Regions from separate parts of the Mus musculus genome. Here region 1 is linked to region 2. Evidence: chromatin loops called from intact Hi-C (ENCODE). Cell type or tissue: heart. All regions are shown on one strand. Each heading gives the region's core, and the rest is flanking DNA. Links, peaks and the distances in the headings are about the cores only.

Region 1 (5,379 bases), core at 180-5,179, 1.8 Mb before region 2:
CATATGTCTGTTCTGCCTATGATTATCGAGACTAAAATATTACTATTATTATTTTAACTAGTGTTATTAGTATTGCGAGGAAGTTACACATCTCTGCTGATGCAGCTCATCTGACTTTAAATATGGTTTAGCACTGATAGTTTGGTATTGTCTCTGTATCAGAATCACAGAATTGACATCTTGATGATATAAACTCCCAAGGACACTCCTTTGATGAACCACATGTATCAATAGTCTTTATTTCTTGAGAGTCACATTGCAAGTTGTACTAAGAATAGGATTGTGGCTTATCAGTGCAAATGCAGGTATCTGTGTTATGAATTTTCAAAGCACAATAAAGTCTGATGGTAGATATTTTGTGGATTTAAAGACAAAATGCCCCCCATTAATAATATATGGCCATTGCATTTAGACATACGCGTCTGTTTCCATCGAAGACGTTCATTTAGTAGTCTTTTTTTTAATAGTCCTACAAACACCAGCCCATGATCCATAGTGACATGTGTATGTATGCCTCTGGGATTCAAGAAACGGTATATAGAAAGAGAGCGTTTACCACAAGAGAATTCTGCAAATATAGAAAAGGCTCAAGCTCCTGAAATGTATTTTTCTATTTTCACACTTCGTTACAGGAAGCGAATGCCTTAATTGAGAAGGTCGAAGCAGAACAAAATGCCCTATATTCCTATCAGAAGTTCTTGGGGAGCTCAAAAATAAAGAAGAGCAGAATTCCTCCCCCACCCATCCTGCTGGCCCGGACTCACTGCTCTGTGACCCTGAAGCCCGCGCCGTTCATCTCAGAGGTTAAGGTACCGTGCCCTCCCAGGTGCTGCCCCCACGCCACACGACCTAAGCGCTCCCGTGACTATAGTAACCCTTACCACTGTCGCTCTCAGGACCCAAATAATCTTACTTATAAGCACCAAACACCAGATATTTAGTATTTTCATGTCTTATCTATACTTAATTTATTCATGATATTCTCCCTTTATGAATTGTCTTCTAAAGCTATGTCAAACACACGGGAAGAGAAAAAACAGTTCCCTCTGTGTGCCTTTGTCACAGTGAAACTGTGCTCAAGGTAGAGAGCTGAAGCAGAATCAGACACTGGAGGAGGCTGTCTCCTCCGAGAGCCAGCGTTGGGGACAAAGCAGCAGGACACAGAATTTGAAGGTTGCAGGTCTAGAGATTCTGTGTATATTCTCCCCAGGTCATTGTGGAAACAAGAGACAATGGAGATGTCTCTTCAACTGCAAATCTTTCAGCATTTATTAGAACGAGCCTCATCTCCCATCCCCAAGTCCCGGACTCGGCCTAAATGGGAATACCTCTTGGGATTTCATTTCCTAACAAGAAATCAGCTCCAGCTAGTTTATATTTTAAATATCGCTCTTTTAGGCCCCCTTTGATGTTGGGCCACAATTCATTCCTATCTTTGATTATCTTTAGGGCATTTTGCACACAGAGACTTTGAAGTCAAGCCTATATAAGTTTACAATTCTAGCTCTGCTGCTAACCCACAGAACAACTTTACAAAGGCCAAATACAGTTTCAAGCTTCTCGTTTGTGAAGCATGTTTTTTTTTTTTTGTGAAAAGAAGCCAAGTGAGGGAGTGCTGGAGATGTGTGCAGTTAGTCGAGAGTTTGTCCAGCACCGATGAAGTCCCTGCTTTGTCCCTTCAGCCGCACAGACTAGGTGTGGTACCACAGGCCTTTAATCTCAGCGCTTTGGAGGTGGAGGCCGAAAGATCAGTTCCTGGTCATCGCAGGCCCCACAGCAAGCTCGCAGCCAGCTCGAGACATTTAAGAAGAGAGAGACTGAACTAATATATAACATTATTAACATTAGCCAACGACTTTCATTTACTTTTATTAAGCACATGAAGTAGAATTTATCAAAACAATTACTGGAGTTATATAGTCTGGATTGCATTATTTTGTGATTTTTTTTTGTTAATTCAATACAATGAGCTTTTCTTTTCTTTTGAATGTCTGTCTGCTGTCAAGTTCTGTGTGAGTTAACAGGCACCAAGTTAAACACGGGTGCGATGTGACTCATTCTTGAGAGTGATTTTTAGATGGATGGAATGGACTTTAGCTCAATGGGCGTGATCTTGTAGATGGACGTGGTGGACTTTAGGCGGATGGGCGTGCACCTTCGATGGATGGTTGTGGACTCCCTTGAGAACAGTTTTTGTCACTTCTTTGTTATTCTGTCTTTTGAAATTGGAGGAGAAATAGCATTTATCTCACATACGACTGCTGCTGTGAGGATGTTTTAGGACTAGGAGTTCAATTTTGGAGATTTTGGAAACCTGTGCTAAGAGTAAGGCTTCGCTGGTTTTAGAAAATTAGTACAGAACGAGGGTTATGCTATTTAGTGTTTGTTTTCAAATATTTTGGTTTAGCCCAAACCATTATTTGTTTTCAGTATTACTATTTAGTGACAGTTTTATCGTATGTTGCATGAACATAGGAAGACATTAGCTCCTTATATTTGACTTGTAGCTCTCGTGCTTTTTAAAGGCACATATATAATAACATTTATGTAAATTAGTTATTTGGAGAATTGGTTCAGGAAAGTTTGCCCGCTGCTTCCTCTCTATGACCACTAGGTGGTGCTGTGGGCTCATGTAAATTTTCTGGCTTGCTGGTTTGGCCATCTTTTGTCTCTGTGAAGCCTCCTCCTAAGCCATTACTTCATTAAAATCTGTTTCTATAGTTGCAAATGCTAATGTTACTTACATTGTCTATAAAATCTTATTTCCAAAGTTAGTGATTTGTTCACACCGTCTCTATTCTTATGTAGATTCTAATTACACATTGCTTCTTTGTGTTACACAGACTGGGAGCAAAATAAAAATATAAAATCTGCTTGTAATAATGCTTTTAGAGAGAATTTGCTCTTGGTTTTGTGTGGTATAATTTAGAGCAATAACAATCTGTCATGCAACACAGTCTTTCTGCACCCCGCCGGCTCCACTTCCCCCCCCCCCCCACGGAAAGTGTACTCTTTCTGTGTGGGTAAGCAAGGGATGCTAAGTCCGTTATTTCTGAGTTTGTGTTTCCTTTTCTTTCATCTGACCTTTACCTTTGTCCTCCAGCCTCCAGCCCCTCAGCTCTCTTCTTTCTCTCTCCTCCTTCCTGCTCATGATGGCTGGCACTCTTAATTAGTCACATGTATCATAATCACCTGAGAGCCCTTCTCTGGAAGCACAAAGGATTAGACAGGTATACCAGAAAAACCTCACTTGTTGAAGCTAGGCAGCCTTGGGTAGCTTGGCTAGTGGTCATTTTAGAGAGCATTCTATTCTGTACAAACTACTCTTTTAAAAAGCAACCTAGAAGCTGGGCAGCGACTGCCAACAACTTTAATCCCAGCACTCTAGAAGCAGAGGCAGGCGGATCTCTAATGAGTTTGGGACCAACCTGGTCTACAGAGTGAGTTCTAGGACAGCAAGGGCTACATAGAGACACACTGTCTCAAACAAACAAACAAACAAACAAACAAACAAACAAACAAACAAACTAATTAACAAACAAACAGCCTGGAGTGGAATCGGGTTGAGAGCCACTCATGGAGATAAGATGCCAGTTCTTGCTTGAGTCAGTGAGTTTTCTTCAGGTTTTCTTGCACACAAAGGTTGTACGAGTCTCAGTGCCTCACCTCTCTCCCAGCCCCTGTTGATTTCCTCATGTGTTTATGTCACATGAACGTCTTTTAGACGCGATCCCTTTTCTCATCTTGTCCCCTCAAGATGAAGCTGTCTTTGGCATTAATGTCTGGGTCTGTTTGCTCTGAGTTAAAATGCTCTGGTCTTTCTGCATCTCAGTTCCTCAAGACAGTAGCAGTTCCATCTCAAAGGAATGGAGTGAATATTAGCCGCAGGATCTTTGACAAAGATGCCTAACACATACGCTGGAGAGAATACAGCCTTTGCAAGCAAATTGTGTGGGCAGGACCAGGGGTCCATATGAAGAAAAATGAGACCAGAGTCTTAAACCTTGCTGTAAAAAATCAATTCAAAATAAGTCAAAGATCTTAATATGGCACCTGAAACTTTGAATTTTCTTTGGGGGAGGGCGCCTCAATATCTAGGCACAGGCTGTATTTGAAGAAAACTTTGTGGAAAGGACTGGGATAGCTCAGGCCAAAGAAAGATTTGACAAATGTGATTGCATGACATTACAGAACTGTGTACAGTCAAAGATGCAATCTGGTGAAGAGGCGGTTTATAGAAGGAGAGAAGTCCTGGCTAGTCATGGCACTGACAGAGGCTTAATGTTTAGATTATATAAAGGGCTTAAGTTTGGGGCTGGAGAAAGAGTGCAGTGGCTAAGAACACTTACTGCCTCTTGCAGAGGACTCTGGCTTGGTTCCCAGCACCCACACCAGGTGGCTCACAAATGCCCATGCCTCTAGAAATGGACAGACAATTCTCAAATGAGAAATTGAAAGTAGCCAATAATCATATGAAAAATGTTCACTATTCTTAGCCACTTAGGCAAGCCACCTAAAGCAGTGCTGAGATCCCGCCTCATTCCAGTCACAAGAAAACAAATAACAACAAGTGCTGGTGAGGATGCAGGCAACAGGAGCGCTTACACACTGCTGGTGGAAATAGAATTAGTTCCCGTTTCTTTGCATGGTGAAAATTAGGGTCAAAAGTCCCCAGAAACAAAAACACATTGTTACTGTATCACCAAGTTCTGGGCTTGTAGCAGGCAGACATTAAGGGATGCTTACATGCCTATGTTTTTAGCCATATTCACAATAGTTAAGTTTTGAACCTGCCTAGGTGTCCATCAACAGACAATGGGTGAAGAAAACAGAATACATCCATGATGAAGTTTCACTCAGCCATAAAAAGAATGACTCATGTTGTTCTTTAGGAAAATGGCAAAGATCATAAGAAAATGAATCAGACTCAGATAGACAACCAGTGCACGCGTCTCCCATTCTTAAATTCCAGCTTTTCTGTAGACACATTGACGTATGCATGCATGCAGGCTACGGGAGCAGAGGGGAGACTGGGCGAAGGAGTGAGAGCAGTAAGAGGGGAGGAGAAAGTGTGAGCGTGGTCACAGTGCATGGGGTACTTGTCTGAAATGTCTCTGTGGGACCCATCACTGTGTATAGCGGATATCGAGGGAAGCACATTCCAGCTTACTAATGTCAATCAGCAATAGTGATTAAAGTAGGCAATGATGTGGGCCTGGGGGTGGGCGTGGGGAAGGGCTCGGTAGGTAAAAGCGCTTGCTAAGCATACGATCTGGGTTCCAATCCCCAGAACGTATGGAAAGGCCAGGCATGAGAGTTTGTAATGCCAGAGTTCCTATGTGGAGCAGGGAGGGTGAGCTGGGAGGAGCGCTGAAGGCT
Region 2 (5,379 bases), core at 188-5,187:
ACGTCTTCCAATTTAACCATGTAGACATAGGTAAGCACAGTTTAAATATTTTTGTTCATATTTTTAATTTTGTTCATGCTTAAATTTAAGGCTTTTTTATAGAACATAATCTAGAGCTTAAGACACTGAGGGAATGATTAAGAGACTCTGAATCTGAGGTCAGCTGCTTCCTCTCACGAGCAGTGTCCTGAACCATTTCCTGTGTAGACATTCACATTGTTCAAAACCCTAGATACATTGAAACACTATACATGCTTTCATTCGCTTTTTATTTTTGTTTTTGTTTTTTTTTTTTTTTTGTTTTCGAGACAGGGTTTCTCTGTGTAGCCCTGGCTGTCCTGGAACTCACTCTGTAGACCAGGCTAGCCTCGAACTCAGAAATCCACCTGCCTCTGCCTCCCAAGTGGTGGGATTAAAGACGTGCGCCACCAACGCCCGGCTCATTAGCGTTTATTAACTACACATCTTATTGCGGACTTTTTACATAAATTTAACTCTGATCATGTTCGCCCATATATGTAATTTGTTAATAGGAAACATTTCTGGTCAGTATTGTGTTCCAGAAAACAGAACTGTGGCACATTTGAGACGCTAACTTGAATCAGCAGCATGAGTTTTACAGGGTTCCTGGCTCCCTCTAAAATTAAAAAATTAGTATGCACCACTACAGGCACATAAAGTTGAATACTAGAGACTTTCTAAATGTTGCGTTTCATCTTGTTCCATTACCAAACATTAGGTTTGATGAAGTTAGGGGAAATCCTTGGTGCTTGGGGTGGGGGTCTTAACCTAGACGGCTTAAAAATACAAAGAAGGCATTTGTTTTAAGCCCCAAGAACTATGGAAACCAAAGGGTTTGGTAAAAGAAGGCAAAGGGAGACTTAAAAATGCAATTTTGTAACAAACTAAAGCTGTATGGAAACCTTCAGCTGTGGAAGTCTGGCTTTCCCTAGATTCCAGACAAAAGAAGCGTTTGCGAACCGAGGGGATTTGACTTCCTGCGCATCCCGCACCACAGCCTGTCTGGTTTTCACGCTTCCCCTCCAGGGCCAGCACTCGGAGGGGGCAAGGCCAGTCGGCCGCCATTCTTCAGGGGGGCTCGGTGTCCCGGGAAGGAGCCAGGCCCGGGCAAAGGGTCCTCAAGAGAGCTGGCGCAGAACTCCGCCCGTCCGAAGGCGATCGAGGCCGGGACGAGGCTTCTCCGGTGCAGGGGGCCAGGAGAGAGGGAAACAGCGTGCAAACCCAGTACCGCCCATCCCTTATCAGCGTCCGAGGGGAAGGGCGGAGAGCCGAGGAAACAGCGGGCCCCGCGCCCGAGCTCCCGCCCGAGCGCCTTTTAAACTGCGTTTCTGCACCTCTCGCCCTGCGCCGCGGCGGCTGGAACCCGCGCGAGCCGCCCAGCCAATGGGTGGCGCGCTTCCTCCGGGCGCCCGCCAATGGCGGCGCGCGTTCTTGGGGCGTGCGCGAGCCAGGCTCCCCCCACCCCACCCCACGCACTAGCTTGTGTATGGGCTCGGCTCGCTGCGGGCTCCGGGTTCGGCTGCACTTGCTCCCCAGTCGTGCGCCAGGGGCTTTTTGTGGCGGGGGCCGGACCTGGGTTTTGTGTCCCGAGTTCTGTGCCGTGCCCGCGGCGCCGCTCCGGGGCAGGGATCTCCCGAGGCGGCGGGCGCAGCCCCCGGGACCAGCGAGCGAGCGCGCCGGCGTGAGCAGCGGCGGCGGCGACTGTGAGGGGCCGGGGAGGAGAGAAGGAGGGGGACGAGATGCCGGAGTTCCTAGAGGACCCTTCGGTCCTGACCAAAGACAAGTTGAAGAGCGAGTTGGTCGCCAACAACGTGACGCTCCCGGCCGGCGAGCAGCGCAAGGACGTGTACGTGCAGCTCTACCTGCAGCACCTCACGGCGCGCAACCGGCCGCCGCTCGCCGCGGGAGCCAACAGCAAAGGGCCGCCCGACTTCTCGAGCGACGAGGAGCGCGAGCCCACGCCGGTGCTCGGCTCCGGGGCCTCCGTGGGTCGCGGCCGCGGCGCCGTCGGCAGGGTAAGGCGAACCCCCCCGGGGCCGCGGAGACGGGCGTTTGGCGGCCGCGGCGCGTGCTCGGCGGCGGGGCTGGCCCCCTCGCGGGGTTCCCCGTGCCCGCGGCGGCGCCCCGATCGCGAGGCCGCCGGGGAAGGCGCGGAGAGGGGAGTCCTCGGTGCGAGCCGCCCCGGCTGTGCTGCTTGGCTGCTCGGGCCGGGTGCACGGTCCGGAGTGGGTGTAGACGCGGCCTTCCGAGCCGTTTTCTAAAGCCCGACAGGCTTGGCCCCCGGCGCGCGAGGTGAAGTTGTAGCGTTTTCCCGCTTTAGCGCCGAAGTGACTCGCAACAGTGTCAGAGCGCTCCCTGGAGGGCAGTTTGCGACATAGTCATTTCTGGCCTTTTTTTTTTTTTTTTTTAAATAAAGGCATTCCCGCCTTTTTATGTTGTTGACTTTTTTTTTTTTTTAAACAGATGGAGGGCTTTTTGAACCGTTTTGTTTCCTCGCGTGTCATATTCTTCCAGTCATCAGGCCCCGCCTTAAGTGGGTTTGCTGTACTGTAAACGGGACGTTTTAAGTACGTTGCATTTGGAAAAGTTTGTTCCCGTAGACATCCTGGAGAATCCCAGCTAGTGAGCGTTTTGTTTTATCGTTGTAAGATTTTTGCTGGAGGAAGTAAAGATCCGGAAGCAAAAAGAAAAGTTTATGACATACTGATGTATCAGTATTTGAATTTGAATGCCTCAGGCCAGTGAGATGTAAGATGCGTTCCTGCCGGTGTGTATCATTTTGCCTTTTTTTTTTTTTTTTTGGTTGCTGGCTTTTTGGGGGTACGTTTTAAATAGTATTTTGTAGGTTTATATTTAGTTAACAGAATTCAAGTCATTAAAAATTAGTTATGAGTGTTGATTTGGAGTGTTTTAAATCTTCGAGAAGCATGTGAATGTTTTGACTGGTATCGCGGTTTGCCTCTCGTTTTGGTGCTGGGAATTGAACTCAAAGCCTCTTTTTTGTATGTACTAGCCGGGAACTACACCTCAAGCTGTTTGCTTCTTCGAAAGTTTAGAGTGTCTTGCGATAATTTAAAAAAAAAAGTGGGTTGTTTCCTGACTGCTCGAACAAGAGTGAAAGTTACATCAAACGCATGTGTGGATTTAGTTGAGAAAACTTTTACCCTTAACTTTCAATGCCTAAGTGTTTTAAGATTGACACAAATCTCGGGGCGGTGGTGGCGCACACCTTTAATCCCAACACTTGGGAGGCAGAGGCAGGCAAATTTCCGAGTTCGAGGCCAGCCTGGTCTACAGAGTGAGTTCCAGGACAGCCAGGGCTACACAGAAAAACCCTGTCTCGAAAAAACAAACGATTGGCACAAATCAGTGTCTAGTAAGCATTAGCCCCGTGAATTACAGCGTCGGGCACCTGTAATCCCTGAGTCCATGGCCGTCCTCGGCTACTTGAGCTCTTGCCTAAAACCAAGTAAATATTGACCAGCCTACTGTCTTTGGTGTCTCCTATTTGTGGATTCTGTGGGGGCAAACATACCATGTTATTGTTTGTGTGTGTGTTTGAAGATTTTTTGTTGTTTGTTGATTGGTGTTTCTCCTGCATGTGTCTGGGGGGTGCCATATCCCCTGGAACTGGAGTTGAGCGTCCATGTGGGTGCTGGGAATTGAACCAAGGTCCTCTGGAAGGGCAGCCAGCTTAAGAACACTGGGGCCCCCATGTTACTGTATTTTCAATTCTACAAAATAATGGGTTTCCTCCTAACTTTTTACTTACCCGTGTGTCAAGTTCCCCCGTGGCTCCCAACCCCTTTCTCCCTTCACATTAGTCCCCTTGCACTCCCTTCAATTTTACATGTCATGTATTTTTTCCTAAATCTAGACCCAGCATATTAGAGTGTGTAGGTAGAATATTTATTTGTCTTTGGAAGGGGGATTGAGATAGGATGTCCTGTGACCCTGACTGTGCTTGAATGCACTGTAGCCCAGGATGACATTGTCTCTGATTCCCGGGTACTGGGATTGTGGGTATGTGCCACCATGCCTGGGTCTGTGTGGCAAATTTCACTTAACATAATCTCCTTTCATCCATTTTTGTACATGGCATGATTTTATTCTTTATAGCCAAGAAAAACGCCTTTATGTATATATTTACATTTTCTTCAGTGATTCGTGTAGTGGCAAAGTCCCATGCTTTTTGTGGGCTAAAGCCATTCAGGGGGCTAGGGAGATGACCTGTCATGAAAACACAAGGACCTGATCTCCAGCACCCACATAAAAAGCTGGGCACACCAGTGGCATGTCTTTTTTAAAGATGTGGAAGACACATACCTGTACCAGAATGTGAACACACACAGACAGACACACACACAACCACTTTAAGTAAAATGTAGTAGCTGATAGGGCTGGAGAATGGCTCAGTGGTTAAGAGCACTGACTGCTTTTCCAGAGGTCCTGTGTCCAAATCCCAGCACCCACATGGTGGCTCACAACCATCTGATGCCCTCTTCCCTTGTTTCTGAAGACAGCTATAGTGTACTATAAATAAATAAATCTTTAAAACAGCAACAACAAAAAATTGCCCAGCAGTGGTGGCTCACTTGGGAGGCAGAGCCAGGCAGATTTCTGAGTTCTAGGACAGCCAGGGCTACACACACAAAACAAAACAAAACAAAACAAAACAGGAGAAAAAAAATTGTCATATTTCCTCTTACCAGCTCAACTTACATGAAAGATCCTTCCTTTTTTGTGAGCACTTACTATGGGGCTAGGCCGTACAAGAGTAGAGGACAGTTTCGGATGCTCCAGAAGGAGCATTGATGCCCAGCACTTGGTGGAGACACAGTTCTTGCTATATCCCTTGGATGCTGGCTCCAACCCAGCTCTTTATGGTGGGGGCTCTTTCTCTCAGTGGGTCTCATATGATAGGTGTGTATTCTCCACCTGCACTATTTAAATCTTTTTAAATATAAATGTCTTGATTGGACTCAGTGGTATCAACTACTCGAGAAACCAATATTGGAAACAAGTACAAGAATAAAGTGAGTTCTGATTTAGGAATTAAATTACCACTTTAAAGTGCAGCATAGGGAAGGTATCTTGAATTTCAGAAGAAATGTAGAACATTTTTGATTGCTTGTATAAAAGTTATTCCCCTGTTTTTTTCCTGCCTTGGTCGCCTGTGAGCTAGATAGTAGGATGTTCCACCATGCCCAGCCTTCGTGAATATTTTTAAATTAAGGATAATTCCATAAAAGGATATGATTGTTTCATATGTATTACCATCATAGAATTCTACCTTGAATGCATATGATGGGTCCTGTGGTATGGGGGGGGGGAGATTTAGGCGTCTAGTTATCTGTC

Evidence for each region. A loop is a pair of places that touch in the nucleus more often than their neighbours do. Peaks named below come from ENCODE experiments on the same cell type or tissue, not always from the same donor. Only the 100,000 strongest peaks of a DNase experiment are listed, where the experiment ranks them.
Region 1: a loop joins it to region 2, with 3 times the contacts of the local background. A loop is called at or near these places in 3 of 42 quality-filtered maps.

What each region holds. Positions count from the first base shown.
Region 1 is chr10:93,011,865-93,017,243 of GRCm38, reverse strand. It overlaps Cfap54 (cilia and flagella associated protein 54), which reads left to right. Exons shown (of 68, transcript NM_001347060.2): 20 at 633-809. Among named protein-coding and RNA genes, the nearest start is that of Gm40739, 60 kb to the left of the region's middle. In heart, for the core only: a CTCF peak has its summit at 2,600 (motif pointing right); no DNase peak of the experiment used is centred there.
Region 2 is chr10:91,167,695-91,173,073 of GRCm38, reverse strand. It overlaps Tmpo (thymopoietin), which reads left to right and starts at 1,455. Exons shown (of 4, transcript NM_011605.3): 1 at 1,455-2,036. The coding sequence starts at 1,761. In heart, for the core only: a CTCF peak has its summit at 2,366; DNase peaks (open chromatin) are centred at 1,293 and 2,313; H3K4me3 peaks cover 4,692 bases; H3K27ac peaks cover 3,169 bases.